Linked DNA regions of Homo sapiens: region 1 is linked to region 2. A link is a contact called in ENCODE Hi-C or POLR2A ChIA-PET data. All regions are on one chromosome and are shown on one strand. The core of a region is the stretch at or near the end of the contact, and the rest is flanking DNA. Distances in the headings are between cores, read along the strand shown.

Region 1 (3,085 bases), core at 429-2,928, 36 kb after region 2:
TACATGCATTTCTCATTTAATACTTACGCCAATCCTATGGCTTAAGATTATTGTGTGTTCCTTTAATCGATAAGAAACCAAGGCTTAGAAAGTTTAAGCAATGAGTCAAGGACCCAGGCAACCTAACTCCAAATCCAAAAATTTTAGCCACTCTGCCTCATCTCTATCTGGGTGCAAATTGTATCTACAGTCGTACTTTTCTCTTAACTATTTCTTGTCCCTAATGAAGGATGTTGTACTTGTATACATTTGTCATTCTTTTGAGTTCAGACCTGCTTTTGCATTTGACTTAAAACCAGCTACTTGTACAGGGGAATCTTACTAGTTGACTACCTTCCTCTTAATAATTTTGGTTAGAGAAAATAGCACAAAGTTTGTAGGAAGGAGAAATGAATTTCAAAGTAAATAGAGACACTAAGGCATTACATATGAAAATATCTTAAATGGTGCCTAGCACATAATAAGTAGGTTCATCATTAAGTGTAAGTTAAAAACACACACACACACACAAAAACCCACCTTGGAGAGGCACAGTGGCTCACATCTGTAATCCCAGCACTTTGGAACCCAGTGATTTGAGATCAGCCTGGGCAACATGGCAATACCTGTCTCCCAAAAAAAAAAAAAAAAAAAAAAGGTCAGATGTGGTGGCTTATGTTTATGGTCCCATCTACTTACTTGGGAGGCTGAGGTGGGAGGATTGTTTGAGACTAGGAGGTCAAGGCTGAAGTGAGCTGTGTTTTGTGCCACCGTACTCCAGTGTGGGTGACAGAGCAAGATTCTCTCTCAAAAAAACAATCACCTTAAATCTCTTTTCTTTTGCATCTATATCCTAGGAGTAGAGACAGAGAGTAATACTAAGAGAAGGTAGAGGCGGGAGGAGGAAGAGGAAGGAAGAGAAACCAGAACATACGTCCAAAGATATATGAACCCATTAGGTGGGAGATGAAGCAAGGGTTTGTGGAACAGAATCCTATATTTATATTTTTTGCCTTGTTTGGGTCCTGAACACTTTAGAGAAAATTGAAAAGGTGGCTGAGTGGGGAAACTGACAGCACCAGAAGAGAGGAGAACTTTGCTGATTTTTAACTTTGGTGGGACCAGTCCTAAATTAAAGCCATACTTCATATTCTGTGAGGGATGAGAATCACTTTCTGGGATTTTTAAGTCCCATCAAGTGCTTAAGACTCTTTTCTGAGTATTTAAAAAGGCTGTGGAAATCATCCTTATTTTTATTGGTCCGGTACCTACTAGGCTGTAATGAGCTAGTTGAAATGTGAAAACCAACGTTTCAGACTTGTGTCTGACTTTACAGTCTAAGCTATGATGAACTCCACTCTCCTCCACTCAGCCTCTTTCCTTGGGTTCAGGATGTCAAGCCCAAAGACTTGAGCTACACACTAGGCATGGGGCAAAGGGATGGTGCTGCTACCAGTGCCAGGTGTGGTAGTTGATGTCTTTAGTAACATCAGAGATAAAGTCCTAGGTATTTCAGACTGTGTGACACATTTGGGGTTCACTGTTACTAAAAATATTCTGTTTAACTGAAAGGTATTTGTCCACAGATAGACACTACAATGAACAAACAATTTTTCTTTGATAAAAGCACAAAGTACCTTGGGGATCATGCAATCAGAGCTTCAGCTTCATCATTATGAACATAAATTCTCTTTGTACCAGGAAATTGTGGAAACGATAGCTCATAGACAGCTCATATTGAGAGAATGTTAATGAGCCACTACATACTCTCTGAGGTTGACTAACCATTGTGGAGATAATGCTGGTGGCAAAGGATATGAGTATTCTAGAGGGAATGGGCAAGTGAAGCAAAGTGTCTCTTAATGTGTGCCATCTACCAGCACTAAAATGGTGCCCACTTGAACTGATTTGTAAACTTGTAACACTGACTTTGACCATCTGTACTCCTGGGTATCATGGTAAGTTATAAAGTAGATCACTACGCAATGCCTTTTAAGGTGCACACTCTGCTTGTGGTGCAAATAGTAATTCAGGGGCCTGGTTTTGAATCTATGCTGGTCTGCCTCATTTAAGAGAGCATTCAGGTTTCCATTATAGCTATGGCAAACTAAAATCTAATTGAATTCTACAGGCATTTAATAGCATGTCTAATGCGGGCAAAGCTCTTTGCTAGGGGATGGTAGAGGTACAGAGATAAAAGACAAAGATCAGTGCTTGATAATCCAGGGGTTACCGGCTATAGAAATTCTCTTAACTTGGTTCAGTGAATCTGAGGAGCTGGGAAAGGTGAGCCAGGGAGAAAAGGGAGAAAAGTCACTGCAAAGTGTGCTGACATCCTACTCTGGGCAATTGAAGGTGAATCCTGCTAGGACTCTCAGATTCTTTGTGGTATACATCAGAAGTGCCCTACCAGAGAATGGGAGGCGAGACACTTAACTATTGATTCCTAGCCCCTATCAGTTGAGGACTGGCCCTGGGGTTGTCAACTCCACAGTATTTCCTGGTGCCTCCAGGCTGAGCAGGCTCTCTGAGTGCTTGAGAAAGTCTTCCAGCAGAGGAGGAAGCAGCAGGAGCTTGAAGTCAGAAACTGTGAGCAGGCTGGAAATGGTCTATCCCGGTTGCTGATGAGCTCATTTCAGCCTATGGGGTTGTTGTTCACTTATTATAACAGTTGCACGTGCTTGCCACAGAAAATTTGGTAAACAAAATTCTATAATCACATTTTAGAGATAACCACGGTTATCACTCTGGTGTGTTTCCTACCAAAACTTCTTTTTCCACTGTGTGTGTGTGTGTTCTATACATGCATATTGGCAGGGTTATATTGTTTGAAATTTTACTTTGTAAAAAATAGAATCATGAAAATGGAGGAATTTAACTGTTAAACAGTCACCACAAAGTCTTCAGCTGATTCTAACAGGGAGGGAGTGTGAGCTTGGGAGAGACGCCTCTATTCATCTCAGGGCAACAGCTGGACAGTGACTCAGTTGAGAGCTGTGAGCTGTCCATAATCCCAGCAACTCAGGAAATGGATGTCTCAGTCCTAAAGAGGGGAGGAGTGGGCAGGGCACACAGCACCCGCTACAGTCCACCCCTTTGAGCTGAT
Region 2 (2,822 bases), core at 271-2,770:
GCAAAACTATTTTGCCTCTTTTAAAACCAAAACCACTAACATGGTATCTAGTCCAAATAATCATGGACTAGATTATTGGAACCTGGAATTTTGTTGAGAATCCCAGCTGTATTGTTTCGGCTTTCAGATACTCATGTCTACATAAGGAAGAAGTATCATCGAAAGGAAAACTTAACCCAAAGCATAGCTAAGATAGTATCAGAACTGTGACAGCTATAGTTCTCTGCAGGTACCACCCTCAAAGATTACTCTGTGATTACATGACTGTACTTAGATTCTTTGAGGAACATCTGTTTTTTTTTTTGTTTACTACACCCAAACTTAGAAAGGGCCATGACAATTTGTTGCCCTCCAGATTCAGTTTTTGTAATTGCCCATTAAGGGTGATTGCTAACAGTGTTTAATCAAAGGAATTTTAAATGGGGTTTCGTGGTTTAGGATTTCAAAGTCTTCTATAAATCTTAGGGAGCCACTGTTGCATGGTATATTTGATAGTGTGGTCTTTGCGGAATTCATATGGTGTCATGAAGATTTGAAGCAGAGAGGAAACTGAAAAATTACTTAGTGCACTACCTTTATTTTATAAATGAACAAAGTGAGGAAAAGAGAGGCCATTGGCTTAAAGTTGTTCATTGTTTCAGAACTGAGCAAAGATGTTGTGAGAGACCCTCTAATATATCTGAAGGAAAAAGTCTTTAGATATCAGATTGGCATGACTGTCTTACTCTCTGGATGTGTGACCCTGGAAATGTTATCTGAACTTTATAAACCTCAGTTTCTTCATTTGTAAGTTCTGGGTAATAACTGTCTTGTAGAATAGCTGAGGAAAATTATAAATATGTCAAAAGCAGCCAGGTAGGACTGTAAGTACTAGCTATAATTTATATTGCTTTTTCAGCTCAACAGTCTTTTCAACTCTACTTTCTAAATTACTTGCCTCCAAGTCTCAGTCTAAGCCAAACTTTAAACCTCATCCACACTGACAAGAAAATCAGCTTTGAAAATAATCTTGAAATGATGTATTTTATGAAGGGGATGGGTGTAACTGGATTCTTCACTCCTCCCACTCCAGATCTACTTGCTCCTCTCCTGCTTTCTTCCAAATAATGTCTTACCAGAACTAATGGAAAAATTATCCTGGTCTTAATGATTCCCATCTGGTTATATATAAGTAATCAATCAAATTCTGCCAAAAATTAGCAAATATATTTCATTTTTAATAATAGACATGACAGATAGTTGCTAGCTGGTAGGTTTGCTGGAGGACACTCACAGGAGACCAGTTTTTCCCAAGATACACTTAGAAGCAGTAGAGAACATTTAAACCTCACAGATGGTACTTACTAGCTCTGTGTCTTTAGGCATATTATTCAGTCCTTCTGAGCCCTGCTTCTTCAGCTCTAAAAGGTGAGTCACAATAATCATTTATTTGGAGGCTAGTTGTGAAGATTAAATGATGTAACAGAGGTCGAACACTTAGCACAGTGGTTTACCCTTTCCATGGTTTTAGCTACTTGCAGTCAACCACAGTCTGAAAATATTAAATGGAAAGTTCCAGAAAGAAACAATTCATAAGTTGTAAGTTGTGCACCTGTCTGAGTAGCATGATGAAATGTCTTACAATTCCACTCCCTTCCCCCCAGGATGTGAATCATCCCTTTGTCTAGTTACTTCTATATACTACCTCCCCCTTAGTCACTTAGTAGCCATCTTGATAAGATCAACTGTTGGGAGAATGCAGTGCTTGTGTTCAAGTAATCCTTATTTTATTAATGGCTCCAAAGTACAAGAGGAGTGATTCTGGCATATTGTTATAATTGTTTTATTTTGTTATTGGTTATTGTTATTAATCTCTTATGCCGTACCTAAAATTAAACTATTATCATAGGTATGTATGTACAGGAAAAGCATAGAACCTATACAGTTTGGTACTATGTAAGGTTTTGGGCATCCACTGAGGGTTTTGGAAGGTACTGTCCAAGGATAAGGGGGAATTACTGTATAGGACTATTTATACAATGGGTGCCAAATAAATACTCTGCACATCTTCCCTCCAAGGACTACTGTCTCATTCAAGCTTCAAAAGTTGACAAAGAACCATTAAATGAGCGTTATAAAAAGCAAAGCAAAATATATCTCTGAATCTTTTTATTGTTGAAACCCAATCATGATGGGTACTTGCTAGTTTTTCTTCTAAAACATGGTTATGACCATATTAGCATAGAAAAAAACATTTGGGTGGTTTGATTTGCCATGCTTTGTTTGCAACAAGAAAATAATTTGTATTTTTATTTAAAATGTCTTGCAAGGAAGCAGACATCAGGAATATTTACTCAATAGCTGCTTGACTGATACCATTAGACCTCATTCCAGAGTGGCCTGGCAGTCCTGAACTGTAACACCAAGTATCACACATTGTGACTTATCTTTCCACAGTGAAAGAGATGTGGGAACAATTTCTTTCCCTCTCTAGGCAAAGTCTCTGTCATTTCAGTGACACCTGGAAATGGGTGGAGTGTTCAGGTGTTTCAGCAGAACTTTTTCTATCACTGAATGGACGTGGCCTTTCTGTCTTTTCCTAGGTTCACTGTGGTTGTCCTTTTATTCTCTTCACTCTCCTTACTCATTTTCATCTTCGGTTTGTGGATTAAGAAGGGGAGGGGATGGAGTAGGAGAGAGACATATCCTGAACTCTGTGGCGTCTATTTCCCCCTATTCTTTACTTGTAGTACTTGGGGCTCTTCCGGCTGGTTTGTCAGAACTGGATACAGACACCTTGGGCATTTCTAAGCTTGTCCGGGCACAGGAGCAGCCATGGGTTT

Evidence for each region. Hi-C counts contacts between places; a loop is a spot of excess contacts on that map. ChIA-PET counts read pairs that join two places held with the same protein, here RNA polymerase II (POLR2A). Pooled maps may share reads with other maps.
Region 1: a loop to region 2 is called in a map of mammary epithelial cell, with 3 times the contacts of the local background. The contact joins two enhancer-like sites. A Hi-C loop is called at or near these places in 2 of 168 maps with a recorded cell type or tissue (PC-3 and mammary epithelial cell) and 9 of 50 pooled maps. POLR2A ChIA-PET finds 5 or more read pairs at or near these places in 2 of 52 experiments (AG04449 and HEK293).

What each region holds. Positions count from the first base shown.
Region 1 is chr2:40,031,398-40,034,482 of GRCh38, forward strand. The region is part of intron 2 of SLC8A1-AS1 (SLC8A1 antisense RNA 1); the gene reads left to right. Among named protein-coding and RNA genes, the nearest start is that of SLC8A1-AS1, 120 kb to the left of the region's middle. Within about 2 kb of position 1,679, at least 3 of the 41 ENCODE cell types and tissues checked have a DNase peak (open chromatin) inside an H3K27ac peak, as active enhancers do; they include PC-3 and mammary epithelial cell, where a contact is called at or near this core.
Region 2 is chr2:39,995,316-39,998,137 of GRCh38, forward strand. The region is part of intron 2 of SLC8A1-AS1 (SLC8A1 antisense RNA 1); the gene reads left to right. Among named protein-coding and RNA genes, the nearest start is that of SLC8A1-AS1, 79 kb to the left of the region's middle. Within about 2 kb of position 1,521, at least 2 of the 41 ENCODE cell types and tissues checked have a DNase peak (open chromatin) inside an H3K27ac peak, as active enhancers do; they include PC-3 and mammary epithelial cell, where a contact is called at or near this core.